Regions from separate parts of the Homo sapiens genome. Here region 2 is linked to region 1. The links are chromatin loops, found by intact Hi-C in ENCODE. Cell type or tissue: Caco-2. All regions are shown on one strand. Links, peaks and the distances in the headings refer to the core of each region. The heading gives the core; the rest is flanking DNA. Region 1 holds the start of LIN28B (lin-28 RNA binding posttranscriptional regulator B). Region 2 has its middle 31 kb from the start of LIN28B-AS1.

The links. A loop is a pair of places that touch in the nucleus more often than their neighbours do. Peaks named below come from ENCODE experiments on the same cell type or tissue, not always from the same donor. Only the 100,000 strongest peaks of a DNase experiment are listed, where the experiment ranks them.
Region 2: it touches region 1 in a loop (4-fold over the local background); 2 of 110 quality-filtered maps call a loop at or near these places.

The regions. Positions count from the first base shown.
Region 1 is chr6:104,950,524-104,966,328 of GRCh38, forward strand. LIN28B (lin-28 RNA binding posttranscriptional regulator B) reads left to right here and starts at 6,584. Exons shown (of 4, transcript NM_001004317.4): 1 at 6,584-6,737; 2 at 7,576-7,763. The coding sequence starts at 6,728. RefSeq lists enhancers at 5,597-6,534, 6,535-7,472. In Caco-2, for the core only: no CTCF peak of the experiment used is centred there; no DNase peak of the experiment used is centred there; H3K4me3 peaks cover 2,842 bases.
Region 2 is chr6:104,901,284-104,917,088 of GRCh38, forward strand. No RefSeq gene overlaps it. Among named protein-coding and RNA genes, the nearest start is that of LIN28B-AS1, 31 kb to the right of the region's middle. In Caco-2, for the core only: no CTCF peak of the experiment used is centred there; a DNase peak (open chromatin) is centred at 7,568.

The DNA.
Region 1 (15,805 bases), core at 5,820-10,819:
TTTTTTTTAAATATTTTGTTTAATTAATGTTTTAAAAGATCAAGATCGCTAGAGGCATATGAGAACCTGACAGCCCTCAGGAATTCTCCATCCTTTCTACTTTGGCAAGACAGGTACCAAGTCCTCCTATACTTCGTCCTGATCACTCCATCTAAAAAACTGGTGTTCCCATAAGAATTACGTGGACAACCTCTTCTAATTAACCCCTTTCCCCCCACCCCCACTTTTAGCAGTATTGTATTTTGTGATTCCTTTTTCTGTAACTCAAGCAGCATAGATAACAGATATTTAAATGCTTATGGAGATGAATGAAAAGTATTCATGGTTTGTTCATTTTTGTAACTCCCAAAGTAAAATATGCACTAACGAATATCTGCTGAACTAAATTAAAAATGGAGACATGGTGCTGTTTTAAAATAATTTATCATAACAGAAATAGCACAATATATTAGACATTTTGAGGAAATTTTTCTTATCTAGGAAGCTCTGTGTTGCTTTTCATAAACATATATCAGAATTTGCTCCTCGTTTTCATATGACAAAGCTGAGTCATTTGAACTTTAATATTTTAAACCCAGACTTTTGACATGCTTTCTTATATTATTAAAATTAACTTAAAAGTTATAGCACCATTTTTTAGTAACAATCTTATTTGATGATAATTTATTACTCTGGCTTGACCATACCACTTTGAAGGCACACATAGGAGCTGTGATATTGCAAAGTATATGAATATTAATAATAACTACAAGTAAAATGATGTTATTCTGTTATTAAACTTTTCAAATATAGGATTGTGAGTAGCAAGAGGAAAGCAGTAAGGATCAAAAAGTTGGATGAGGAAACCATGATAGGATTTCCATTTGAGAAACTGCTTTTTTTTTGGAGTGAATCTTGACATAGGGGTGATACTCTAATATCATGAAAAAGAAGATTCTCAAAAGTTGGTACAAATGTTTTAGTATACCACCTAGTTTCCTCTTATTATTGTTTTCATTTATTAATTTTTTATTTTTTTCCCCTTATTATCGACTGTGGTTTTCTGTTGGGGCCAGTTCAGAGACCTTTTTCTTTTCTGTTGGGAAATAATGTTAACACCAATGTGTTAAGTGACTGCAATAAAGTTTCATGTCTGTATTTCCTTGTGATTAAAAAGGATCGGAGGGGAAAGGTACAACTTTCACCAGAAGAATGGTTATTTCTAGAGATTACATTTCAAGTTAAAAGACTTTGAATATTTGCTGGTCCAGTTTCCTCACTTTACAGATGAAGAAACTGAGTTCCAGAGAAGTTTAGTGATTAGCCCAAGGCCACAGATTGGTAAATAGGACCAGAATTGGTAAATAGGACCAGAATTCTGGCCTCCATTTTCTAGCTGGGCTTTTTCTCCACAGATTTGCTTCTCACACATGCTGATTTGCTTCAGGCATCTTTAAAGCCTGAAGATTTCTTTTAACTTGTCTCATCTTTTACCCTGCCACTCTTCTTTCCTTTTTCATTTCTGATATACTTGCCCTCTCCCCTCAAATAAACCCAAAGGGTAAATATTGAAATAAATACCTGGGAGACAGTCCACATTCTTATTTCAGTTGATTATTTCTTTTGATGAAATAGAGCTTTAAAGAATACTTTTATTCATTGCTTGAGGGAGGAAGAAAGAATAGTATATTAACATTATTTAGTGTTTGCTCCACAGACTCATGGTATTTATTGCAAAAAGACCTTTAAATTAGGAAACATACATGTTCAAGTAGTACAGTTGAAAAATACTTTCATTTTGCAGCTAAAACATGAAGCTTCCTTTTGTGCCATTCTGGGCAAAGTAATGTAAAACTTAGTACTAAATGATTTTTCTAGCCTGTTACTATTCTAATTAAAGTAATTTAAGAAAGTATTTGTTGAGCACAGTTTGGAAAATATTTTTCCTGCTTATTGGGAGAGAAGTATGTTAATGTAATAGGATTTTTGCTATTCCAGGTTTTTAAAAAGATACTTTCTACAGCTATTATGTATAATTTTTAAAAAAAGTTAAAAAATTCTTTCTTCAGAATGTTAGTCTTAAAATAATGCTCCTTTTCTGAATTTTGTTGTAAATATTTTGCTGAAACATAACTGACCAAAAAGAAGGAAGCATTTGCAAATTTTGAAATGTAAAGGGAAATTTTGAAATATAAAGGCAAATTTTGAAATATAAAGGCAATTTGTGTGGAAAACTTAAAATTTATGCTAATCCGTTTCTGTATTTCCATAATTTTACTTTATTATTCTGGGGAAAGTGTGTTAAGGTATTTAATGAAAGTCTCGAGAGATTTTTACCTCTGTATAAAAATTCTAACGTTGGACCAATTGTGTGAAGCCAGAGCATTTTGCCTCCAGACAAGGAAATTAAATGAGAATAGAATTTTGCTTTTTGGAAACAAAAGCAAAGCGACCCAACTATATTCTGAAGTGCCTCTGCTGCAAGACCCAAGCACCCAGTCGGGCGCGCCTTGCATTTGTCTCCATGTCGTAGGAATGTCAAGAAAGTTACCGCCAAGTGGTTTACCAAAACGCGGCGGAAGGAATCAGGACAGTTTGCCCGACGGGCGGGTCGGCGGCTTTCAGGCGGGAGAGATCTTGCCAGGGGCAGAGAGAGATCCCGAAAATCGCCCCCAGCCTTGCGTCCAGCCCTTTCTCGCCGACGTTTTTTCTTGATCCTCCGAAGGCCCAGGGCGACGTTTGCCATCGCGGCTTCCCGAAAGGACGGCGCCGGGTTTGCTGGAAGACAGCTCAGTTTTAGGCATGGCCCGGTGGGGGTGGGGGTGCTCATTTTCTTGGGTTCGGATTCCCTCTCTTTGACCGCACTTATCTTAGCTTTAGGAGATTCTGGCATCTCATAGGAAAAGGGATCAAATTATAAGTGATATACGTCTGGAAATTCAGTAAAAATAGTAGGTTGTGCGTAGTGTTTTTGCCATAGTAGTGAAGGCAGGGATTTCTTTTGTTTGGTGTTCTTGGGGACAAGATGACAAATGTAAAAGTCCCTAAATTAGTGAGAAATCACCAGCCTTTGGATCTACCCCACTTAGGGAGAGGAGATGGTAAAGTGACGAATAAAGGGAAAAGTGACTGAGGAAAGAAAGGTGAGAGGAAGCTGCAGAGGCAGGAGGTGGAGGGAAAGCGCAGATCTGCTGGCGCGGGGTCTGGGGTCTCAGGTCTCGGCCGCCTGGGGAGCGACCTGCCTGGAGAGGCGGGTTGCGATGGCAGCGCTGGGCTACAGACCCCGCCTTATTTGCGGGGAGGAGAGGACGGGTGGAGTCACTTGCCGCATTGCCACAGCCCCTCCTCCTAGTTTTAAGAAGAACCGAAGCATTGTTTCTGCTTTAACAGAAGTCACTCATTCCTTATAATTGAAAACAACGACGGTGGGCTCTGGCACCTCTTTCGGCTCCTTGTACTGTTGGAAAAAAAGTCTGGGAAAACGTGTACCTTGTTTTTTAAATGGGGATGATTGTGATAGCCAACAGGCATATGGTAGGTTATTTCCTTGCTTTTTCCCCCCAGTACATTGACGATTCTTTGTAGCTACTTGAACTCATTTTAAAGACATTTTGAAAGAACTATAAGTCAAGCTATAAAGTATTTGGCTTTTGCAGGAATAAAACACCCCTTTTGAGTCAAACACAGGTCTTTCAGGCACTAAAACCAAGTAGGAAATGAGAAAAAAATTAAAACCAGAAGACTTCAGGAAAGTGACAAATTGGAAAGCATTCTAGAAGACTCATAGGACGACTTTCTGTGAAAGAAGCACTCTAGGAGCTTTAAAAGCTTATGGGCAATTTATATTATAAAAGGATTTTAGGCTCAAAAGTTTTGGGGGAAGGCACAGAAAAAACAGTGCCATATTCTTAAATTGGTGAGTGATTATTTTGTGTTTCTCAATGTGTCTCCTTCCTTTACTTCTCTCCCTTTCCAACTTCCTTGCTTTCTTCTTCCTTTTCCCTCTACCCTTCCCTCGCCTCTTCTCTTCCCCTTTCTTTTACCCTCCCCCAAGGTATGTAAATGCATTTGTCTTAAATTCTTCATGAACGAATTTTAGAGGATTTTTCAGGGTTACCAGTTGGAAAAAGCCTTCTACACAACTTGAAAGGCTGATGTCCCTCTCAGGAAATGAATGAGTCGATAACCTCTGACACCAGTGACCACTCCAGTGAACCTTACCTTAATTCCACTAATACTGGAGGCCCCCAATCAGGCAAGACTGTGAATCTCATAACTATACTGTACAGTGTAGTTCAGTTATGGTATTCCACTTTTCACCCACATGTTCATAAATTTGAATTTCATCAAATTTAACAATAAACAGATTCTGAATCTACCTACATTATTATGCTTCTGGTTTTATAATGATTAAACTGTTTTCTAATTAAAAGCAAACTTAAATGAATATTTTACAAAGCTAAACTATACTGGCCTGTGAATTTTGTGATCATTACTTTTATGTAAGTAATAGCATTTCACCTCAATTTACATGAATACTTTCTGAGATTTTTTTCCTCTTATACCAGATGTTGATTTTTTAAAGTGATTATTAAAATATGAAAAAATATAAATTACTTTCTCGATTTCATATTATGTCACAAGCTTAGCCTGTAATGCCATCATTGAGATTACTTTCTTGTCAGTGTAATCAGTATAATAGAAGTAATTTCTACCATCAAAATAATGCCTAGTAAATGTTTTGTTAGTAAATAATTTTTTCAGAGCTTTGAGCTTTTGTTAAACTTTCAAAGTCATTGGATTTTTGCACCTTTTCTTTTCTCCCTAACAGCTGGCACAGGATTATTCCTCCCAAAATAAATAAAATGAGAAAGTAGCCCTTTTTCCTGAGAAATAACAAAAGGAATAACAGACAAAAAAAAAAATCTTTCCAAATTGATTAGTTTTCATTAAACCTTTTATCAAAAACAGCTGAAAATAACTTCTATTTTTTATACATCCATTTTCCAATCTGAGCCAATTAAATTTATATTTAGTTGTTTAATATGGGGAGGGAGTATAAATAGGTGTATACAGCTTTTTCCATAGCTCTTCGATTCATAATCCCTACATTTTAGCTTGTGTGAAACAGTGCTGGAGTGTGGATGTGTTTGAAGAGACTGGGAGGGGGATTGCTGGCATGGTGGGGGAGGGTCAACTCGGTAGCTTTGTCGAAGGAAGTGGTATCTGAACAGTTAGTTTCTTGGTAAACTGCTTGTTTAAGAAAATGGGGGGTGGGGTAGGCAAGTCTGGTGGTGCATTTTAAGGTTTTAAAATAGCGATATTTTATATTTTAAAGGAAATAAAGTCTTTTTAGTTAATCTATAATATTTATTATAGTATTCGATAAGGGCAGAAATACTGTTGCCAGCATCTTGTAATCAATCGTTTGAACCAGTTTGAAAGGTAAAGGGGGTAGGCATTTTGAAACTGGGGGTCAGTTGAGGAAGGACAGTAGGAGCTTCATCCGTTGTTACATTTTCGTTTATTCAACTCTTCTAGCCATTGGTAGTGGACTTTTAAAATGTCAGGGTACAAGTCAATATGATATGAATTTACCTTTTTTCTCCCACTTGTCCTTCTTTCTCCACCCCACCCCCTGCCCGCGCCGGCTTTTTTTCTCTCCCACCTCTTTCTTTGACTCTGCTGCCGCCTATCCTGGCGGCTCCTCTTCACCTCCCCTGCCTGGCGATCCCCTCCCCCTCCTGCCCTATGTCCTCCAGCTCTTGGGGAACAATCGCCACTGATTGAGGTTCACTCTATGTTAGGCTGGAAAACTGGGCTGTTATTTAGGAAGTCATTAATCACATCTCCTCCCCCGGAAAGAGATGGCAGAGAAACCTGTGAAGTACAATTCCTTACCAACCCCCTCTAAAATTTTCCAAAATGGTTTACCTAAACACAATTTGACTATATGAAGGTGAAAACGATTTTTCTAGTAGGATTTTATTTTAAATTTGAAAAAATTTCGGGCATAATCAGGTAATTTATGTGCCTCTGCCTTTTCCTAGGTGTATGTTTTCATTATCTAAAGTTTCATGGGGATGTAATTAGGTTTAATTAGATCTTTTATAAATTATATATTTTCCTCTAAGAATTGAATTAAATATGAAATTAGCGTTCCAAGCAGGTTTACTGCCATGGAATAGCTGAATTCTTAAGGGGAAAAAAAGCGTTAACATCGGTTGTTTTATTTAAACGACCCCCTCCCATGATTTTAGTCAGGCTTGTGTGTAAGGCACGCGTGTGCACATATATGACTGCCTTTTTTTCTAAATCTATGATTCACAAGGTCCCTCCATTGTGTTTAAGTAGAAGCACGAAATCAGCATTCTGATTTATCCTAAAGAAGCGTTCCAAATTGTCTTTAAGATAACATGTTTGAGTTTTTCGTGTTCATTCATAAATTATTTTGATGTCAGCATAGATGAAATGGCGATTGGTTATCTCTTCCTCTTGCCAGCCCCTTAAGGATACGAGGTGAAATTAGTAGCAAGAAAGCATGTAATTGACAAAGTCACGTGTGCTCAGGGGGCCAGAAACTGGAGAGAGGAGAGAAAAAAATCAAAAGAAGGAAAGCACATTAGACCATGCGAGCTAAATTTGTGATCGCACAAAATCAAGATGTTAGATTGATGCAGAAGATCACTCCGTTCCAAAGGGAAAGTTTTCATCTCACGAGTTTGGAGCTGAGGGCCCGTGGGGCAACATGGCCGAAGGTTAATTTTCTTTTCTATTGTTTTACTGTGAATTTCTTTCTTCTTTTCTCCTCCCCCTCCCCCTCTCCCACCCTTCTTAGACCGTCCCCCCCTTCCCCTTTTACCCCAATACTGGGCATTACCTCCCAACCCCCCATCACGCAGTGGGGCTTTCTGCAAACCTATTGTTATAGATCTCCAAAAATGTTTTGTACCGCCCACACTGATTCACAACTTGAAAAGCTTTCAGGGGGCTATTGTTTGAATTGTGTGAGTGTGATTAAGCGCAGTTTCAGTTAGTGATTCCAAGAAAACTTTTATACACCTGCCCCCTCCCCCATTCCACCCCAACTTTAATTGAAAGTTATGGGGGGGAGGGGAATGCACATTGCAAATAACGCTGGATTCAGTGCTGCCCCATGTGCCTTAACTAGTAGCTCTAAACCATCTTCACGATTTCTCTTTCCTCCTCGTGCCCGCCGGAGAGAATAGTTTCGCTGAAAATTTCTCTTTGTCAATGGGATCAGTATTAAATCAGCAATATACAAGTAAAGTATCGCATGCTGTAATGTAAAATGTGGCTGAAAAATGGAGTTAAATGAATAAGTACACGTATGTATAGAAACGTGGAAGTTGGTGTGATCGATAGAACAGTGTGGCTTCCCCCTCCCCCGCTTTCCTTTTAACCCTTTTCATTTTAAGTATTTTCTGTGGAGAAAAGAAATCAAACCATTAAAAAAAATTTTTTTTTTCTGTTACCCTTCCCCCCCAACCCCAGGCAGGCAATTTTTTTTTTTTAATCTTTGAATGCACATTGAATGGGAATACAGACTGACTTTTTTGTCCTGTTCCTTCTCAGGCGGGGCTAGCAAAGGTGGTGGAGAAGAGCCCGGGAAGCTGCCGGAGCCGGCAGAGGAGGAATCCCAGGTTTTGCGCGGAACTGGCCACTGTAAGTGGTTCAATGTGCGCATGGGATTTGGATTCATCTCCATGATAAACCGAGAGGGAAGCCCCTTGGATATTCCAGTCGATGTATTTGTACACCAAGTAAGCCAAACTTTTTTGTCCCCCTCTTCATCTTTTTCCATGTGGAGGAGCTGATCGGTAGTTATGCCAATAGACGTACGATAAGATGTCCTTCGGTATATTGAAAGACAAAATCTTCCCTGAAATCACTAGGTAGTCCAACGTTTAGGGTACGTGTATGGGCCTTTTCCTGGGTTTTCTGTCTAAAGAGAAAAGAAAATATTTGAAATTTCACTATATATATTAAGGTTGACGTTATTAGCATTTCCCCCTGCTTCATTCTACAGCGAAATAGTGTTCTTGTTGTTTCCGGTATTACCTATACAATATACTTTGTCGCCTGTATCTGGTGAATGGGTAGAAAAATGAAGAAACATGATCATTTTAAGGTTGAAAAAACAAAGCGAAACAGTTTGCTGTGGAAAGAAATGTATAGATTGCCTTATTTTAGACACCTCTAGTCACAGTAGCTCCCTTTATTATTTCATCGCTGCCTGTCCTGTAATCATTTTGTAGATTCAGATCAAAATAATTTGACTTCATAGTAAAATAAAATAGAACACTGTTGGCCTAATGTGGTTGTAAAGAAATGCGTGCAATAGAGGGATGCTTGATAAACATTTTAGAAATGTGCTCCGTGTAGTCATTGGTCTACGTATACTGTCTCTTTAAGAGACTGAACTCAAAAAAACATGTGGCCAGAGGCGGCTCTTGCTTGTGTGTTTAAAATGTGCTGGTCTGCTACTTGGGGTAAATTTCCACCTTTGCTCGTATTGTGTTGTAATTTTTAAAGATGTTTTAATACCAAACAGAATTTCATTGCTTCCCATTTTCAAAATTTTACCCAGGAAATAATGAATTAATACTTCTGCCTTTACTCCTCTCTACTGCTTAATCCCTTTATAGTAAAAAAGATACTTTTATGGAAGCCGGTTGTTTCCTCAAAAAAAGGTAAATATAAATTTTCTGTAGTTAGAAATAAAGAGGTTTACGACTAAAGAGGTTTATTTTGGCATGATAATCTAAGTTAAAAAGAATTGAATGAAAGGCTGTTAATACTACAGATTGACTGACAGATACATGGGTGAAATATTTGGTATATTTGCTTGAAAAGTATATATTTGATACTGTGTTGCATGTTCCTAGTAATATTTATACCCCCTTCCCTAAGGAATATCATCTTCAAATTAAATATATAAACAATAGAAACATATGAAACCATTCTGTTTTGATCTGTTGTCCTGTGGTGCTTGGTAGCTTCCTGACCTTGCTGTGTGGTGTGTGTTTTCCTTTCCTGAAGGCCTGGCCATCATTATTGGCTGTTTATATGTGGAAGGATCAGCATAATCTGTGAATTGAAACAGGGTTTAAGTACACAAATACAAGTCCACATACAGACTACTGGATTTTATGCTTCCTATTTTATAGTGCAAAATGAAGCTACATTTTCTGTTTTTTCCCCTCTAAGACTGGATGACAAAAATCATAGACAAATCCATTTTCTCTCAGGCTCTTTCTTCCACCTTTGAACCTTCTTTAGGTTGTTAAATTGTTTTTTATGATCTCATAAATTTGTTTTATAGATGAATGAAAAAAATAACCCTTCTTTGTCTGGTCACGCCTTTTTATAATTTGATTTTCTATGTTTACCTTCTAAAATATTCATCAAATGTTAAGATATTTTATTAACCAATGTTAATGTTTAGAACAACAAGACATTTGTGTTTATACTATTTAATGATTATATATTGATAAACATTCCTCTATTCACTGAATTAAAACATGTAGCTGCTGAAGTTTTTTAAATATATAGCTGTTTCTATACTATAAACATTGATTTTTAAATAGTTGACTTAATATTCAGTTACATACAGTAGTATATACATACAGTTCATGTATATATTAAAAGGACAGTATTAAATGATGCCTAGTTAAAGAGGTTTCTTATATTGTAATATACATAAATTGTATATAAATTGTATGAATAATTGTTTTGAAGAAGGCAGGAATCCTACTGATGTTAGCTAAGCAACTACAAGTAACAGATGGTTGTAAATGATACAGGTATTATGTGTGCATCACTTATGGAATAAGGTTGCAATTCAAGACGATTTCATAGAATTTTAAAAAACATTTTTATTATTATTTTAGAGGCCTTTTTAGTTTTATAAGCATTTTTGAAAACATACCAGGTTTTATGTCTATGTACTATTTTGTTGTGAAAGGATATGTATCATAGGTGATTAGGAATTTTAAATGTTCAACTGGACCTATGTCTACTCAAAATTTTTAAAATATATGACATAGTTTTTTTTGAAGTGTTTGGAAGTACATGTGTCACTGGATTTTTTTTTTGAAGTATTCTGAAACATTTTTAATAATGTATATTTGGAGAAATAAAAAACAAATTATTTGTGTCCTTAATAAATACATAAAAATTTATGCTGAGGAACCTAGGATACTTTTTCTCTTAAAAATATTGATTGCATGTAACAGCATATCAAAACATATTCAGTTGCTTCAAAATAAAGAGAATATATATATGTGTGTGTTTTAAAATTGAGCTGTGTATTTGTAGTTATGTATATTTATAGTTACATAACTCTACTTAAAATTTATTGGCAGTAATACCATCAAACTTTCTTGTAGTTCCTGTGATGTCACCAAATCCTCAAAAAGAAACACATGCCTAGGTGCTGTACTTTGTCTCTCTTTAGTCTCTCTTTAGACATGTTGATAAATGCTGTGAGATTCTGCTATTTGAGGATGGTATGTAACCATTGATGGTTTAAAATGACAGTCTTCATTTGATTTTCTAATGTTAATTTGTAATTTAAATAATCATATTTTTATGATGTGAAAATATATATTCTGACCCATGTTAATTGTGAAACATTGATATAGTTCAATAATGAATATTTTATTTTTAAAAAATTAACAAAATATGTAAGTATTATATTTGTGAATTTTGTCATATCTCACTGTTGAAGTTTTTAAAAAATGTTTAATAAAATAGGACAATTTTGATGATTTTATTTTTAAATATATTTAAGAATTTCTCGAGTAATACAAACACAGATTTGTTTCAAATGAAGTAAGGATATACGTGGTTAATACAAATTTGTTACGTCTAAATTCTTTTATTTTTTTTTTGAGGTGGAGTCTCACACTGTCACCCGGGCTGGAGTGCAGTGGTGAGATCTCGGCTCACTGCAACCTCCACCTCACGAGTTCAAGCGATTCTTCTGCCTCAGCCTCCTGAGTAGCTGGGATTACAGGTGCCCGCCACCACGCCTAGCTAATTTTTTGTATTTTTAGTAGAGATGGGGTTTCACTATGTTGGCCAGGCTAGTCACGAGCTCCTGACCTTGTGATCTGCCTGCCTCCCCCTCCCAAAGTGCTGGGATTACAGGCGTGAGCCACCGCGCCCGGCTTTAAGTCTAAATTTTTACTAAGGTGATTTCATAAATCAGAATATGATTATTTTGTAAGTGCAAGTAATTAATACTCTTACCAGTTTCTTATGTTTTTTAAAATCACAGTTAGATTGTAGGATAACATTTACATTACCTGGAAAATGTTACTGGCAGTTTTTTGAAATGTTAAAAGTTTTTAATAAGACTTAAATATTTGATGGTACTTTAGAGGAATAGAATGGTAATTAAATATTAGATCTCTTTTGGAGAAGGGCAACGTTAACCTAATAACTACCTGTTGATGTTTGTTATATAGGTTTTTCTATAGATTTTGATATTTATTTCCAAAGTCATTATCTTACCTAATAAGATGAAATGATCATTTGAATTTGATTTTGTTCTGGGAAGGTGTAGAATACATTCTCCTTATTACTCTCTCCTCAGCTTATGTGCTTAATAATACTTCACATATTGGGTGTATATATACTTGGCATTCCTTGCCATCAAATATGATACAATTGTTTACATAAATGTATTTCATTTATTTCATAATGTATGCATAATGTATGTATCTCTTTTTTTCTCAAAGAGAAAGAGTAATTTCAAAATGACTGCAATTTAGCTACCATTACTCAGTAGGCCTAAATATTTATTAATAATTTACCTTTATTCATCTTCATTTACCTTACAAGTATTGGTGTTTTCTTCTTATGGTCTTTATTTTTGAATTAGATTTTGATCTTTATGGATAATTCAAATGCCCACATTAGAAAGGCTTTATATATTTTATGTTCCTTTGCTTCAAAAATATCTCAAGGAGTAATGGAAATAGAAAAAATAAAATCATTATTGTTACTGAGTTAAAGCATTAACAGTATGAGATATGAAAACATTTAGAGATGACTAGTGCTTAAATATATGAAAAATTTCTTACACATAGTTCAATCAATTGATCTAATATAGAGTTCTTATGTATTTAATTAATTATACAATGTAGGAAAACAAATTTATTTCAGTATATTCATTTTTAAGGGCTTTTCGTAATATTTCATTGCTAATTAATTAACCATGTTTAGTTTTGTTATAGTTAAGCATAAAATCATTTTTCACATGAAGAATATGTGTGATTATTGTTATTCTCTGGGCTGCTTAAAATGCCAATTAAAAAAAATTAGACATCTTGGAAACTTGAAAATGTGAACATAAGCAGCTCATTTGTATAGTGAGTTACGTATTTTAATATTTTTAAAATGGTTTATAACCTACCAGATTTTTAAGATGAATTGCCCAGTTGACCATTTTCAGAGAATCTCAAGCTGAGTGCTTTAAGGCCGTTTAATCATAACATCACATTTAAAGGCATTTTATTTTTAATTTTTTTCTTGAGACAGTATCTGGCTCTGTCGCCCAGGTTGGAGTGCAGTGGCGCGATCTCTGCTCACTGCAACTCCGCCTTCCGGGTTCACGCCATTCTCCTGCTTCAGCCTCCTGAGTAGCTGGGACTACAGGCGCCCGCCACCACGCCCGGCTAATTTTTTGTATTTTTAGTAGAGACGGGGTTTCACTGTGTTAGCCAGGATGCTCTCGATCTCCTGACCTCATGATCCACCCACCTCGGCCTCCCAAAGTGCTGGGATTACAGGCGTGAGCCACCGCTCCTGGCCAGGCATTTATTATAAAACAAAATTTTATAAGATTTCTTAATGTAGCCCTAAAGATACTTTTGATTTTCAAGTGGTGGTGCATTTCTCAGACTCTTTTTCATGTATTTAAGTCCTACAAAGACATTCTGATTCAATTTAAATGTGAAATGTGAATTGGGTACATATTGAAGATGTAGGCCTTTCTCCTGTTTTAAAGATTATTGGTGTACTTCTTAAATATTTTTCTCCTGCCTTTTTAAAGAGCAGTTTTAGGTTCACAGCAAAATTAAGAGGAAAATACATAGATTTTTCCATGTACCCTTGCCCCTTCAAATGCATAGCATCCTCCATTATCAACATCCCCTACCAAGAGTGGCACATTTGTTTCAATTAATGAATGTACATTGACACATCATAATCACACAGAGTCCATAGTTTATATTAGTGTTAGCCTTTGGTGTTGCATGTTCTCGCTAATTTTCAATTCCTCTTTTATTTTAAAAGACTATTCACAACAAATGAATGCAGTAAATCAAAGAATAATTTTTTAAATAAAAATATGAGTGTCAAACCACTTACAAGTATTCAGTGTAACCTTTTAAAGCATGTCTTTAACTTATCTTAGAGTTCTTAGGTTTCATGAGAAATTAAAAGCTTATTTGTTATCTGCGTTCACCTTGGTAGATTAAAAATTGAGTCCTTCACTGTAATTTTTGTCGCTTTCAGGCAGCAACAAAACATTATTTGGATTTGGTTTAATTCTTCCTATTCAGAGATAGTTAGAAATATTACAGATAGTTATGTCTATTTTAACCGAGCAGCTCTTTTGGTTTGTGATTAACTTAAAAGTTGCTACTTAAAAATAAGATGCACTGTGTTGTTTTTGTTTTTTTGAGACTAAGTTACCCAGGCTGACCTGGAACTCCTAGCTAGTCTCAAGAGATACTCCCTCCTCAGCCTCCCTAATAGCTGTGACTACAGGCATGCACCACTGTGTCCAGCTTGATGTACTATATTCTTACTTCTAAACTGAGAATAACCTAAACAAAGTGAAGATACTTCTGATCAATTAAACTGGAAAGTTATCTTAAATGTTATATTCTATAGACTTGATTTGGAATGAAATATGGGATATTTTATCATTATCAAAGACTATCAGTTCTTTATACTTTGAGCTATTTCCCCTGAGTTTTGAGTAACAGGAAGTTCAGCTTATTTAATACATAGTTACAATAGATGGCATTGTACCATATACAATGCATAAGAAATTCAACTGATTTATATTCCTCCCTAAAATAATTGATTATAGCATCTTCTAATATCATAAAAGTTGATAACAGTAATGTGTTTAAGAAAGTACATTGCAGGTCAGTGGGGTACATTTAAAAATGATCTTTTAATGAGTAGTTTATCAAACAAGTAATGAAAGTACCATGTTGCATTTTGATACATCAGGATACATCTAATCATTTATCTCAAATTGGAGGACAGTCTGATTATTGCTTCTTCTTTTCCAATATCTAAATATTTGACAATTTGGAAATATTTTCTAAATAAGATTTACAAATAATTGATAGATTTAGTGTTATAATTTTTTCTATAATTTTCTGTTACCTGGAGTAATACCTAACTTTTAAAGTTGTTTTGAAGAGTAGAGGTAATGTTATATAACTGCCTAGTAAGTGTCTGTTGAGAAAATAAACTAATGTAAACTGGTCTTTGCCAAAAGAATAATGGATAAGTTATTTTCAGTGGTGTATACTCATGGTGGATAATTAAGCTGGTCTTTTATGTGCTTTCTTTAAAATTGGCCAAAATGTGTTGTATATTAATAGTTTAATTTCCATTACAGTTGATGTTAAGGCTTTTCATTATAGTTTTGTGGCATTGAATATTGTTTTTGTTATTTAAAATAATTCTTTTGGCTGAGCATGGTGGCTCATGCCTGTAATCCCAGCACTTTGGGAGGCTGAGGCTGGCAGATTGAGCCCAGGAGTTTTAGACCAGCCTGGGTAACATGGCAAAACTCCGTCCCTACCAAAAAAATTAGCTAGGCCTGATGGCATGCACCTGTGGTCCCAAATATCAGGGAGCCTGAGGTAAAAGGATCACTTCTTGAGCCCAGGAGACAGAGGCCACAATGAGCTGAGATCACTCCATTGCACTCCAGTCTGGACGACAGAGCAAGATGGTCTCTAAAATTATTATTTTTTTTGAGATCTGGTCTCACTCTGTTGCCTAGGCTAGAGTGCAGTGGCAGGATCATAGCTTACTGAAGCCTTGACTTCCTGGGCTCAAGTGATCCTCCTGCCTTGGCCTCCCAAAGTCCTGGGATTACAGGCATGAGCAACAGTGCCAGGCCTAGAATATTGTTTAAAGTATCAGGGTGTAAACTGCAGCTTGGAAATATTTTTGTTATGCAGATATTTTGGTTTTAATAATTGTTGTAACATAAGATTTTACCTGTGTAAGATTTTACCTGTGTACATATGCATGTGTATTCATTATAAGCTAAAGAAAAAATACTGTTTTAAATAGGCCTGTTGTGATAATTTAATACCATTTTTTGGTTAATAATTATTTAATCTTTGTAAGATAGTATAGAATGATAAAGATTCTGGTCAAATCAGTATTCAAATCCCAGTTTATTAGATACCTGTAAGGGAAGTAAGTTACCTTGTCAGTGTCTCAATGGCCTATAAATCGGAGGACAAAAATAGTACCCACTTTGTATAGGGCTGTTAGGAGGATTACATGTTATTACATATGTAAAGCACCTAACACAAACTTGGCAGATAGTAGGGACTCAATGTGTGTTGTACATAATTAGTATTATAAAGGAGAAGTAGTGTGGTATTGTGAGAAAAAAAACCATGGGAATGAGTGTTTGGCTTCGGCTCTGCCAGTTGGTTGGTTTATAACTTTTGGCTGGTCACTTCCAGGGAGCTTCAGTGTTCTTATGGGTAAAATGTGATAAATAATATTTTTCATCTTTATTTTAGAG
Region 2 (15,805 bases), core at 5,411-10,410, 50 kb before region 1:
GTAGATCACCTGAGGTCAGGAGTTCAAGACCAGCCTGACCAATATGGTGAAACCTTGTCTCTATCAAAAATACAAAAATTAGCCGGGCATGATGTCGGGCGCCTGTAATCCCAGCTACTCGGGAGTCTGAGGCAGGAGAATCGCTTGAATCCAAGAGGCAGAGGTTGCAGTGAGCCGAGATCCCGCCATTGCACTCCAGCCTGGGCGACTGAGCAAAACTCCATCTCAAAAAAAAAAAAAAAAAAAAGATGAAGGTATAGAGATTTCCCATATATCCCCATCACCCTACAAATGCATAGATTCCTCCATTATCAATATCCACCACCAGAGTGACATATTTGTCACAACTGATGAAACTGTGTTGACACATGATAATCACCCAAAGTGCATAGTTTATATCAGGGTTAGCTCTTCGTATTTTACATTGTATGCCTTGGAAAAACGTTTAATGTCATGTATCCAACATTTGTATCAGAGTATTTTCACGGTCCTAAAATTTTCTGTTCTCCACCTATTCAACCTTTCCTCCCTCACTAACCCCTGCCAACCACTGATCTTTTTAGTGTCTCCAGAGTTTTGCCTTTTCCAGAATGCCCTATAGTTGGAATCATCCATCCATCCATCCATCCATCCATCCATCCATCCATCCATCACACATTCTATGATGTGTAGTTGGAATTATACATCAACATTTTCAGATTGGCTTCTTTCACTTAATAATACGCATTTAAAGACCCTTCATGTCTTTTCATGGCTTGATAACTCGTTTAATTTTAGTGGTGAGTAATATTCCATTGTCTAAAAAACTACAGTTTATTTATCCATTCACCTACTAAAGAATATGTTGGTTGCTTCCAAGTTTTGGCAATTATGAATAAAAAATGCAGTAAACGTGTGTGCATATAAGTTTTCAACTCCTTTAGGTAAATGACTTTAGGTAAATGCCAAGGAGCATGATTTGTGGACAATATGGTAAGAATATGTTTAGTTTTGTAAGAAACAGCCAAAATTGTCTTCTAAAGTGGCTGTACCATTTTGCATTCCCACCAGCAATGAATGAGAGTTCCTGTTGCTCCACATCCTCACTAGCATTTGGTGTTGTCAGTGTTCCAGATTTTGGTCATTATAATAGGAGTATGGTAGTATCTTGTTGTTGTTTTAATTTTCATTTCTCTGATAACATGTGATGTGGAGCATCTTTTCAATCTTTTCAATATGCTTATTTGCCACCTACACGTATTTTTTGATGAAGTCTCTGTTCAGGTCTTTGGCTTTTTTTTTTTTTTGAGACGGAGTCTCGCTTTGTCGCCCAGGCTGGAGTGCAGTGGAGCGATCTCGGCTCACTGGAAGCTCCACCTCCCGGGTTCACGCCATTCTCCTGCCGCAGGTGGCTACAGAAATGCTGAAACAAAACCAGACTGGAATAAAGGATACAATTTGCAGGTGAAGGGCACACTTGGGAAGAAGAAAATTTTACATAATTGCTTTGATTCTCAAGGAGATTAAAGAAAACATGGGCTCTACAAAAACAAGAAAAAATGTCCAATAACCCTAACTCTATCTCTAATTATCCATGTAATCTTTACTAAAACAAATGAACAAAAGACGCACTTTAATAATTCTCCTGCCCGGCTAATTTTTTTGTATTTTTAGTAGGACAGGGTTTCACCGTGTTAGCCAGGATGATCTCGAGCTCCTGACCTCGTCATCCGCCTGCCTCGGCCTCCCAAAGTGCTGGGATTACAGGCGTGAGCCACTGCGCCCGGCCCATTTTTTCTTTTTTAAAGGCAGAGTCTTGCTCTGTTACCCAGGCTAGAGTGCAGTGGCTATAGTAGAGTGCACTGCAACCTCTGCCTCTTGGGTTCAAGTGATTCTCCTGCCTCAGCCTCCCAAGTAGCTGGGATTACAGGCATGTGGCCACCATGCCCGGCTAATTTTTCTATTTTTAGTAGAGGCAGGGTTTCACCATGTTGGCCAAGCTGGCCTTGAACTCCTGACCTCAAGTGATCCACCCACCTCCCAACGTGTTGGGATTACAGGCATAAGCCACCACCCCTGGCCACCCAATTTTTTAAATTGGGTTTTTTTTCTCTTATTGTTGAGTTTTAAGAAGTATTTGTATATTTTGGATAGCAGTCGTTTATCAGATGTGTCTATACAAATATTTTCTCCCCTATCTATGGCTTATCTTCTCATTCTCTTGACATTGTATTTTGGGGGCAGAAGTTTCGATTTTTAACTAAGTCCAGCTAATCAATTAGTTCTTTCATGGATCATGTCTTCAGTGTTGTCCCTAAAAAGTCATTGTCATATCCAAGTTCATCTAGATTTTCTCCTATGTTATCTTCTAGGAGTTTAAAAATTTTGCCTCTTATATTTAGGGCTATGATCCATTATGATCCCCCTTTTTTTTTTCTTTTTTTGAGAGGAAGTTTCTCTCTTGTCACCCAGGCTGGAGTGCAATGGCGTGATCACAGCTCACTGCAACCTCCACCTCCCAGGTTCAAGTAATTCTCCTGCCTCAGCCCCCCAAGTAGCTGGGATTACAGGTACCCACCACCACGCCTGGCTAGTTTTTATATTTTTAGTAGAGACAAGATTTCACCATGTTGGCCAGGCTTGTCTCAAACTCCTGACCTCAGGTGATCCACCCACCTCAGCCTTCCAAAGTGCTGGGAATACAGGGCGAGCCACTGTGCCTGGCCTCTATAATCCATTTTTGTTAAATTTTGTAAAGGGTGGAAGATCTGTGTCTGGATTCATGTTTTTGCTCATGGATCATCTATTTCTCTATTTTTTCACCAATACCACACTGTCTTGATAACGGTAGCTTTATGGAAAGTCTTAAAGTCAGGTAGTTTCAATCCTCCAACTTTGTTCTTCTTCAATATTGTATTGGTTATTCTGGGTCTTTTGCCTTTCTGTATAAAATTTAAAATCATCTGGGTGCGGTGGCTCATGCCTGTAATCCCAGCACTTTGAGAGGCAAAGGTAGGCAGATTGCTGAGTCCAGAAGTTCGAACCCAGTCTGGGCAATGTGGCAAAACCCTATCTCTACAAAAAATAAACAACTTAGCCAGGCATGGTTGCATGTGCCTGTAGATCCAGCTATGTGGGAGGGTGAGGTGGGAGGATCGCTTGAACCTGGGAGGACAAGGCTGCAGTGAGCCATGATTGTACCACTTCACTCCAGCCTAGTGAGACCCTGTCTCAAATAAGCAAACAAACAAATAAATAAATAAAATTTAAAATCACTTTGTCAATATACACAAAATAACTTGCTACAATTTTGATTGGGATTGACTCTATAAATTTAGTTGGGGAAAACTGGGATATTGAAAATATTGAGTCTTCCTAACCATGGACATAGGATATTTCTCCATTTATTTAGTTCTTTGATTTCATTCTTCGGAGTTTTGTAGTTTTCCTCATAAAGATCTTTTACATATTTTGTTAGATTTATACCTAAGTATTTCATTTGTGGGTGCTAATGTAAAGGGTATTTGTATTTAATTTTGAATTCCACTTGTTCATTGCTGGCATACAGAAACGTGGTTGACTTTTGATATTAACTTTGAATCCTGCAACCTTGCTATAATTGCTTATTAGTTCAAGGAGGTTTTTTGTCTATTCTTTTGAATTTTCTACATAGATGATCATATAATCTGCAAACAAAGACAGTTTTACTTATTTCTTCCCAATCTGTATATCTTTTATTTAATTTTCTTGTTGTATTGCATTAACTAGTACTTCCAGTAAAATATTGCAAAATATTGAAAAGGAGTGGTGAGAGGGGATGTCCTTGTCTTGTTTATGATCTTAATGGGAAAGCTTTGAGTTTCTCACTATTAGGTATGATGTTAGCTGTAGATTTTTATAGATATTCTTTATCAAGTCAAGGACACTCCCTTGTATTCCTATTTACTGAGAGTTTTTATTATCAGTGGTTGTTGAATTTGTCAAATGCTTTCCACATCTATTTATATAATCATATAATGTTTCTCTTTTTTTTTTTTTTTGAGATGGAGACTCACTCTGTCACCCAGGCTGGAGTGCAATGGTGCAATCTAGGCTCACTGCAACTTCCGCCTCCCAGGTTCAAGTGATTCTCCTGCCTCAGCCTCCCGAGTAGCTGGGATTACAGGCACCTGCCACCACGCCCAGCTGACTTTTGTTTTTTTTTTTTTTTGAGACGGACTCTCGCTCTGTTGCCCAGGCTGGAGTGCAGTGGTGCGATCTCAGCTCACTGCAAGCTCCGCCTCCCAGGTTCACGCCATTCTCCTGCCTCAGCCTCCTGAGCGGCTGGGACTACAGGCGCCAGCCACCACGCCTGGCTAATTTTTTTTTTTAGTTTTTATTTTTAGTAGAGATGGGGTTTCACCATGTCAGCCAGGATGGTCTCGATCACCTGACCTTGTGATCTGCCAGCCTTGGCCTCCCAAAGTGCTGGGATTACAGGCATGAGTCACCACACCTGACATAATTTTTCTTTTTAGTCTTTTGATGTGATGGATTACATTAATGCATTTTGAAATATCAAATCAGCCTTAACACCTGGAATACATCACAGTTGGTCATGTGTATAACTCTTATACATTGTTGGATTCCATTTGCTAATATTTTGTTGAGGGTTTTTGCATTTATGCTCATGAGAGTATATTGGTCTGCAGTTTTCTTGTAATACCTTTGTCTGGTATTACAAGAAAATCCTAGTGTAATCCTGGATTCACAGAATGAGTCAGACAGTATTCCCTCTGTTTCTATCCTCTGAAAGAGATTGTAGATAACTGGCATAATTTTTTCCTTAAATGTTTGGTAAAATTCATAGGTGAACCCATCTGGGCCTAGTGCTTTCTGTTTTGAAAGGCTATTATTGATTCAATTTCTTTAACAGATATAGACCTATTCAAATTGTCCATTTTTCTCTTGTGTGAGTTTTGGCAGATTGTATCGTTCAAGGAATTGGTCTGTTTCATCTAAATTTGTGGGCATAGAGTTGTTTATAATAATCCTTTATTATCCTTTAATGTCCATGGGATCTGTGGTGATGCCCTTTTTTCATTTCTGATATTAGTAATTTGTGTCCTCTTTCTTCTTTCTTGTTTTCTTTTTTTTTTTTTTTTTTTTTTTGAGACAGAGTCTCGCTTTGTTGCCCAGGCTGGAGTGCAGTGGCGCAGTCTCGGCTCACTGCAAGCTCTGCCTCCCGGGGTCATGCCATTCTCCTGCCTCAGCCTCCCGAGTAGCTGGGACTACAGGCGCCTGCCACCACGCCTGGCTAAGTTTTTGTATTTTTAGTAGAGATGGGGTTTCACCGTGTTAGCGAGGATGGTCTCGACTTCCTGACCTCGTGATCTGCCCAGCTCGGCCTCCCAAAGTGCTGGGATTACAGGTGTGAGCCACCGCACCCAGCTTTTCTTGTTTTCTTTCTCACTTTTTTTTTTTAAAGATTTATTGACTTTATTGATCTTTTACAAGAAACATCTTGGCCAGGCATGGTGGCTCACACCTGTAATCCCAGCACTTTGGGAGACTGAGGCAGGTGGATCGCTTGAACCAGGGAGTCAGGTTGCAGTGAGCCGAGATCGTGGCACTGCACTCCAGCCTGGTGACATAGTGAGACTCCATCTCAAAAATAAAATAAAATAAAATAAAATAAAATAAAATAAAATAAAATAAAATAAAAATAAAACATAAACATATTTTGGTTTTGTTGATTTTCTCTATTTCCTATTTTCAATTTCTTTGATTTCTGCTCTAATTTTTTTTTCCCTGCTTACTTTGGATATCATTTGCTCTTATTTTTCTAGTGTCCTAAGACAGAAAGTTTGATGGTTAATTTTAATCTTCTTTTTAATATATATGCTATAAATGTTTCTGTAAGCACTGCTTTCACTGCATATCACCATAGATACTTTAGTATCAACCTTATTTTTAAATTATTATTATTTTTAACAGGCAGACAATATATTTATAACTGAGCCGGGGGGAAAAAAAAGAACATGAAGTTTTTAATAATAGAAACATGGAGAGGCAGAGCAAGATGGCTGAATAGAAGCCTCCACTGATCATCCTCCTTGCAGGAACACCAAATTAAACAACTGTCCACACACAAAAAAGCACCTTCAAAAGAACAAAAAATTAGATGAGCATTCACAGTACCTGGTTTAACTTTCTATCACTGAAGCAGGCATTGAAGAGGGTAGGAAAGACAGTCTTAAATTGCTGACGCCACCCCTCCCCCATTCCCCAGTGGCAGTTGCATGGCATGAAGAGAGAATCCGTGCGTTTGGGAGAAGGAAAGCACAGTGATTGTGGGATTTTGTATTGGAACTTAGAGCTGCCCTGTCACAGCAGAAAGCAACACTGGGCAGAACTCAAGCAGTGCCCATGGAGGAGCATTTAGACCAATTTTAACTAGAGGGGAATTGCCCATCCCAGCAGTCAGAACCTGAGTTCTGACAAGCCTCACCAATGTGGGCTAAAGTGCTCTAGGATCCTAAATAAACTTGAAAGGCAGTCTAGGCTACAAGGCCTGCAATTCCTAAGCAAGTCCTGGTGCTGTTGTGGGCTGGGAACCATTGGACTTATGGGGTACATGGCTTAGTGAGATACTAGCCAGGGCAGCCACGCAAGTGCTTGAGCCATGCCTCCCCAAACCTCAGGCAGCACAGCTCACAGCACTGGGAGAGACTCCTTCTTTCTGCTTGAGGAAAAAAGAGGGAAGAGTAAAGAGGACTTTGTCTTGCAACTTGAATACCAGCTCAGCCACAGTAGGATAGGGCACTGGGTAGAATCCCGAGGCCCCCATTCCAGGCCTTAGCGCTCAGATGACATTTCTAAACATACCCTGGGGCAGAAGGGAATCTGCTGGCTTTAACTTAGTACTGGCAGGATTCATCACTTGCTGACTACAGAGCCCTTAGGCCCTCAATAATATAGCCAGGCAGTACTTGCCATGGGCATTGGGTGTGACTCAGAGACATGCTAGCTTCAAGTGTGACCCAGCAAATTCCTAGCTGGGGTGCTTAAGGGAAGAGGCTCTGTCTGCTTAAGAAAAGAAGAGGGAAGAGTAAAGGAGACCTTGTCTTGCAACCTAGGTACCAGCTCAGCCACAGTGGGGTAGACCACCAAGTAGGCTCTTGGGCTCCCTGCTTCCAGGCCTTAGTTCTTGAACAGCATTTCTGGACCTGTCTTGGGCCAGAGGGGAGCCCACTTTCCTGAAGGGATAGTCCCTGGCCTGACAGCATTCACCATAAGCTGACTGAAGAGCATTTGTGTGAACATTGACAGTAGTCAGGCAAATAACGGCCCTTGGGCAGTGGTGGTCATAGGGAGGGACTTCTCTGCTTGTGGAAAGGGGAGGGAAGAGTGGCAAGGACTTTGTATTGTGGGTTAGGTGCCAGCTAAGCCAGAGTAGTGGAGGATATGGTAGATTCCTAAAGTTTCTAACTCCAGGCCGTGGCTCCTCAATGGCATCTCTAGATCCTCCCAGCGCAGAGGGATCTCACTACCCTGAAGGGAAGGAAACAAGCCTAGCTGGTTTTGCCACCCACTAATTGTATAGCTTTAGGGTCTTGAGTGAACACCGGTGGCAGATGAGAGTGGTTACTGTGGGCCTTGGGCAAGACTCAGTGCTGTGCTGGCTTCAGGTCTGACCCAGCACAGTCCCAGTGGTGGCAGCCACAGGGGTGCTTTACACCTCTGCCTGAGCTCTGGGCAGCTCAGGACAAAGAAAGAGACTCTGGGAGAAAGGAAGGGAAGAGCACAAAAGTCTATACCTGGTAATCCAGGGAATTCTTCTGGATCGTATCAAAGAACAGCAAGGCAGTACCTCTACAAGTGTGCAAGAGCCATAGCTTTACTGAGATTGGGGTGCCCTATAATGCAGATATGACTGCAGTGACCAAAAACTTAGATCACAACACCCAAGTAACTTCAAATACCTGGAAAGCCTTCCCAAGAAGGACAGGTACAAACAAGCCCAGACTGTGAAGACTAAAATAACTACCTAACTCTTCAATGTCAGACACTGACAAAATCCACAAGCATCAGAAGCATCCAGGAAAACATGATCTCACCAAATTAAGTAAAGCAACAGTGACCAATCACAGAGTGACAGAAATATGTGACCTTTGAGACAGGTAATGCAAAATAGCTGTTTTGAGGAAACTCAGTGTAATGCCAACAGAAATTCCGAAGATAACACAGAGAAGCAACTCAGAATTCTATCAGATAAATTTAACAAATAAACTGAAATAACTAAAAAGAAGCTGAATATCTGGAGTTGAAAATGTAATTGACATACTGAAGAATGCAACAGAGTCTCCTAACAACAGAAGTGATCAAGCAGAAGAATTAGTGAGGTTGAAGACAGAATATTTGAAAACACACAGTCAGAGGAGACAAAATAAAAAAGAATAAAAAAGAATGAAGCACACCTACAAGACCTAGAAAATAGCCTCAAAAGGGCAAATCTAAGAGTTATTGGCCTTAAAGAGGAGGTGGAGAGATAGGGGTAGAAAGTTTACTCAAAGAAATAACAGGGAACTTCCCAAACCTAGAGAAAGAGATCAGTATCCAAACACTAGAAGATTACAGAACATCAAGCAGATTTAACCCAAAGAAGACTACCTCAAGGCATTTAATCAACAAATTCCCCAAGGTCAAGGATAAAGAAAGGATCTTAAAAGCAGCAAGAAAAAAGAAATGAAGAACATACAATGGAGCTCCAATACATCTGGCAGCAAACTTTTCAATAGAAACCTTATAGGCCAGGAGACAGTGTCATGCCGTATTTAAAGTGCTGAAGGAAAGACTTTTATCCTAGAATAGCATATCTGGTGAAAACATCCTTCAAACATGAAGGAGAAATAAAGACTTTCCCAGACAAACAAAAGCGGAGGGGTTTCAACACCAGACCTGTTCTTCTACAGACCTCTACAAGAAATGCTAAAGGGAGTTCTTCAATCTGAAAGGAAAGGATATTTAATGAGTAATAAGAAATCGTCTGAAGATACAGAATATTATAACACTGTAATTGTCATGTGTAAATAACTCATATCTTAAATAGAAAAGATTAAAAGAATTAAATAGAAAAGATTAAAAGATTACTGACCAAAAATGATAAATATGACAACTTTTCAAGACATAGTACAATAAGATATAAATAGAAACAACCAAAAATTTAAAAGTGGGGAGACAAAGTTAAAGTGCAGTCTTTATTAGTTTTCTTTTTGCTTATTAGTTTATGCAATTAGAATTAAGTTATCATCAGTTTAAAATAATGGTTTATATTACTTGCAAGTCTCATGGTAACCTCGAATCTAAAATCATACAATGAATGCATAAAAAATATAAAGCAAGAAATTAGTGTATATACATATATACACTATATACACACACATATATGTACACACAATGGAATATTATTCAGCCATAAAAAAGAAGAAAATCCTGCCTTTTGCAACAACATGAATAAAACTGGAGGACATCATGCTAAGTGAAATAAACTAGACACAGAAAGACATATACTGTATGATCTCACTTACATGTGGAATCTTAAAAAAATGAATTCATAGAAGCACAGAGCAGAATAGTAATTGCCATGGGCTGGGGGCAGGGAAATGAAGTGATATTGGTCAAAGGGTATAAACTTTCAGTTATAAAATGAATAAGTTCTGGTGGTCTAACATATGGCATGGTGACTATAGTTACTAATAATGTATTGTATACTTTAATTTGCTAAGAGAGCAGATCTTCAGGGACCTCATTGCTGTCTCCCTGCCCCGAAAACATGGTCAGCAAGTGTGATGATAGATGTGTTCACTTGATTGTGGCAATCATTTCACAATGTATATGTATATCAAATAATCATGTTGTACACCTTGAATATATACAATTTTTTTTTGAGATGAAGTTTCGCTCTTGTCGCCCAGGCTGGAGTGCAATGGCGTGATCTCAGCTCACTGCAACCTCCCCCTCCCAGGTTCAAGTAATTCTCCTACATCAGCCTCCTGAGTAGCTGGGATTAGAGGCATGCGCCACCACACCCAGCTAATTTTTCTATTTTTAGTAGAGACGGGGTTTCACCAAGTTGGCCAGGATGGTCTCAATCTCTTGACCTCATGATACGCCTGCCTCAGCCTCCCAAAGTGCTGGGATTACAGGTGTGAGCCACCATGCCTGGCCAAATATATACAATTTTTATTTGTCGAATATACCTCAATAAAACTGGAAGAAAACATAATCAAGACATTGAAACATACAACCAGGCCGGGCACAGTGGCTCACGCCTGTAATCCCAGCACTTTGGGAGGCCAAGGCAGGTGGATCACTTGAGGTCAGGGGTTGGAGACCAGCCTGGCCAACACGGTGAAACTCCATCTCTACTAAAAATGCACAAAAAAATTAGCCAGGCAATGTGGCGCATGCCTGTAATCCCAGATACATGGGAGACTGAGGCAAGAAAATTGCTTGAACTCAGGAGGCAGAGGTTGCAGTGAGCTGAGATTGTACCACTGCACTCCAGCTTGGGTGACAGAGAGAGAGACTCTGTCTCAACAACAACAAAAACAAACAAACAAAACAACAAGAAAAAAACATATAACCGGAGAAAATCACCTTCACTCAAAGGAAGACAGGAGGGAAGGAAAGAAGGAAGAGAAGACCACAAAACAGCCAGAAAACAAATCACAAAATGGCAGGAGTAAGTCCTTACTTATCAATAATAACACTGAATGTAAATGAGCTAAACTCTCCAATCAAAAGACACAGAGTGGCCAAATGGATGAAAAAACAAGACTCAATATCTACTGCCTACAAGAAACACACTTCCACCTACAAAGACACATGCAGACTAGAAATTAAGGGATAGAAAAAGATATTCCATGCAAATGGAAACCTAAAAAGAGCAGGAGCAGCTACTCTTATATCAGACAATATAGATTTCAAGACAAAAACTATAAAAAGAGACAAAGAGGGTCATTACATGATGATAAAGGGGTCAATTAAGCAATAATTTTAAATATATATGCACCAAAAACTGGCGCACTCAAATATTTAAAGTAAATATTAGAGAGAAAGAGAGAGATAGACCCCAATACAATAATAGCTGGAGATTTCGACACCCCACTTTCAGCATTGGACAGATCATCCAGACAGAAAATCAACACAGAATCATTGGATTTAATCTTCACTATAGACCAAATGGACCTAGTAGATATTTACAGGACATCTCATCCAATGGCTGTAGAATGTACATTCTTCTCCTGAACACACAGATCATTCTCAAGCTTAGATCATGTTAGATCCAAAAACAGGTCTTAAAACATTGAGAAAAAATTGAAATAATATCAAGCGTCTTCTCTGACCATAATGGAATAAAACTAGAAACTAAAAACAAGAGGAATCTTGGAAACGATACAAACACATGGAATTTAAATAATACACTCCTGAATGAGCAGTAGGCCAAAGAAGAGATTAAAAAGAAAATTGAAAACTTTCTAGAAACAAATGATAATTGAAATGTAACATACAAAAACCTGTGGGATACGGCGAAAGCAGTATTAAGAGAGAAGTTTATGGCTGTAAGTGCCTACATTTAAAAAGAAGAGGCCAGGTGTGGTGGCTCACACCTGCAGTCCCAGCATTTTGGGAGGCCGAGGTGGGTGGATCACTTGAGGTCAGAAGTTTGAGACCAGCCTGGCCTACATGGTGAAACCCTGTCTCAATTAAAAATACAAAAAATAGCTGGGCATGGTGGCAGGCGCCTGTAAACCCAGCTACTCAGGAGGCTGAGGCAGGAGAATTGCTTGAACTCAGGAGGCGGAGGTTGCAGTGAGCCAATATCACACAATTGCCCTCCAGCCTGGGTGATAAGAGTGAAACTCTGTCTCAAAAAAAAAAAAAGAAGAAGAAGAAGAAAAAAAAATTTCAAATAACCTAATGATGTGTGTTAAAGGCCTAGAAAAGCAAGAGCAGGGCAAACCCAAAGTTAGTAGAAGGAAACAAATAATAACGATCAGAGCAGAAATAAATAAAATCAAAAAGAACAGAAAAGAGCAATGAAATAAAGAGTTCATTTTTTGAAAACATAAACAAAATTGATAAACATTTAGCGAGATTATGTAAGGAAAAAAAGAGTAAAAATCCAAATAAATAAAATCAGAGATGAAAAAGGAGACATTACAACCAATACTGCAGAAATTCAAATGATCATTAGAGGCTACTATGAGCAACTATATGCCAATAAATTGGAAAACCTAGAGGAAATGGATAAATTCCTAGACACATACAACCTACCAAGATTGAACTATGAAGAAATCCTAAACCTGAACAAACCAATAACAAATAATGAGATCAAAGCTGTAATAAAAGTCTCCCAGCAAAGAAAAGCCTGGGACCTGATGGCTTCACTGCTGAATTTTACCAAACATTTAAAGAAGAACGAAGACCAATCCTACTCAAACTATTCTGAAAAAATAGAGAAGGAGAGAATACTTCAAACTCATTCTATGAGACCAATATTACCCTGATAGCAAAACCAGACAAAGATGCATCAATAAAAGAAAACTACAGGTCAATATCCCTGATGAACATTGATTCAAAAATCCTAAACAAAATACTAGCAAATGAAATTCAATAACATATTAAAAAGATCTTTCATCATAACGAAGTAGGATTTATTCCAGGGATGATAGGATGGTTTGACATATGCAAATCAATCAGTGTGATACATTATATCAACAGACTGAAGGACAAAAACCATATGACCATTTCAACTGATGCTGAAAAATCATTTGATAAAATTAAACACCCTTAATATAAAAACCCTCAAAAAACTGGGGCTAGAAGGAGCATACCTCAACATAATAAAAGCCATATATGACAGGCCTGCAGATAATATCATACTGAATGCGGAAGAACTGAGAGACTTTCCTCTAAGATCTGGAGCATGACAAGGATGCCCACTTTCACCACTGTTATTTAACATACTACTGGAAGTCCTAGCTAGAGAAATCAGACAAGAGACAGAAATAAAGGGCATCAAAACTGGAAAGGAAGAAGTCAACTTATCCTTGATTGCAAATGATATAATCTTACATTTGGAAAAACCTGAAGACTCCACCAAAAAAAAAAAATTAGAACCAATATACAAATTTAGTAAAGTTGCAGGACACAAAAATCAACATACAAAAATCAGTAGCATATCTATGTGCCAACAGTAAACAAATGGTAAAAAAAAAAAAATTAAGAAAGTAATCCCATTTACAGTAGCTACAAATGAAATTAAATATCTACAAATTAACCAAAGATGTGAAAGATCTCTACAATGATAACTATAAAACAATGATTAAAAAAATTGCAGAGGACACAAAAAAATGGAAAAAATATTCCATGTTCATGGATTGGAAGAATCAATATTGTTAAAGTGTCCATACTACCCAAAGCAATTTACAGATTCAATGTAATCCCTATCAAAATACCAATGACATTCTACACACACACACACACACACACACACGCTAAAATTTATATAGAACCACAAAAGACCCAGAATAGCCAAAGCTAATCTTAAGGAAAAAGAACAAAACTGGAGGAATCACATTAGCTAATTTTTTTTTCTTTTTTCTTTTTTTATTTTCTTATTTTTTGAGACAGAGTCTTGCTCTGTTGCCAGGCTGGAGTGCAGTGGCATGATCTCGGCTCACTGCAACCTCTGCCTCCCGGGTTCAAGCGATTTTCCTGTCTCAGCCTCCCAAGTAGCTGGGACTACAGGTGTGTGCTACCACAGCCAGCTAATTTTTGTATTTTTAGTAGAGATGAAGTTTCTCCATGTGGGCCGGGATGGTCTCTATCTCCTGACCTTGTGATCCGCCCGCCTAGGCCTCCCAAAGTGCTGGGATTACAGGTGTGAGCCACCGCGCCTGGCCCCTAATTTCAAATTATACTACAGAGCCATAGTAACCAAAACAGCCTGATACTGGCATTAAAGCAGACACATAGACCCATGGAACAGCAGAGATAACCCAGAAATAAATCCATACATCTACAGTGAACTCACTTTCTACAAAAGTGCCAAAAACATACATTTGGGTAAGGATGGTCTCTTCAATAAATGGTGCTGATAAAACTGGATATCCGTATGCAAAAGAATGAAGTTAGACCCCTATCTCTTGCCACATACAAAATCAAACAAAATTGATTAAATATTTAATTACAAGACCTCAAACTATGAAACTATTAAAATAAAACATGGGGGAAACTCTCCAGGACACTAGATGGGGAACGTTTCTTGAGTAATATCCCACAAGCACAAACTATCCAAGCAAAAAATGACAGATGGGATCACATCAAGTTAAAAGCTTCTGCACAGCAAAGAAAACAATCAACAAAGTGAAGAGACAACCCACAGAATGGGAGAAAATATTTGCACACTATCTATCTGACAAGGGATTTATAACCAGAATGCATAAGGAGCTCCAACAACTCTACAGGAAAAAATCTAATAATCTGATTTTAAAATGGGCAAAAGATATGAGTAGACACTTATCAAAAACAAGACATACAAATGGAAAACAGGTATATGAAAGGTGCTCAATATCATTGATCATCAGAGAAATGCAAATCAAAACTACAATGAGATATCATCTCACCCCTGTTAAAACCACTTATATCCAAAAAACAGGCAGTAACAAATGCTGCTGAGGATGAGGAGAAAAGGAAACCCTTGCACACTGTTGGTGGGAATGTAAATTAGTATAGCCACCATGGACAACAGTTTGGAGGTTCCTCAAAAAACTGAAAACAGAACTACCACATCATCCAGCAATTCCACTGCTAGGTATATATTCAAAAGAAAATAAATCAGTATGTAGAAGAGACATCTGAACTCCCATGTTTATTGCAGCACTATTCACAATAAAGATTTGGAAGCAATCCAAGTATCCATCAGCAGATGAATGGATAAAGAATATGTGGTACATGTACACAATGGAGTACTATTCAGTCATAAAAAAGAATGAGATCTTGTCATTTGCAACAATATGAAAAGAACTGGAGGTCATTATGCAACATGAAATAAGCCAGGCAAAGAAAGACAAGTATCATATACTCTTACTCATTTGTGGGAGCTAAAAATTAAAAAACCTGAACTCATGGAAAGAGAGAGCAGAATGATAGTTACCAGAGGCTGGGAAGGGTAGTGGGGTGGGAGAAGTGGGAACAGTTAATGGGTACAAAAACATACATAGAATGAATAAGATCTAGTATTTGAAAACACAATGGGGTGACTGCAGTCAACAGCAATTTATTGTACATTTGAAAATAACTAAGAGTATAATTGGATTGTCTCTAACACAAAGAAAGGATGTGATTGAGGTTATGAAGACATCATTTACCCTGATGTGATTACTATGCATTGTGTTTATATCAAACTGTTTCCTGTACGCAATAAATACATATATATACTATGTACCCCCAAAAATTAAAAATTAAAAAAAAATAGAAATGACCTTGCATGCTTGTTCATTTATAAATAGATGAATGAGTTATCAGTGAAAATACATCATCAGGTCTTTTGCACACTGATTATCATAAAACCATAAATATGAAACAATCCAGCATTGAATTTCGTGCTAAGAGAACATCTACCCTCTCACCTCTCATTGTCTGTTGAATGTCTGTTTCTTTTTTTTTTTTAATTTTAACTTTTATTTTTTATTCAGGGGGTACATGTGCAGGTTTGTTACATGGGTATACTGCATGATTCTGAGGTTTGGGGTATGAATGATCCCATCACCCAGGT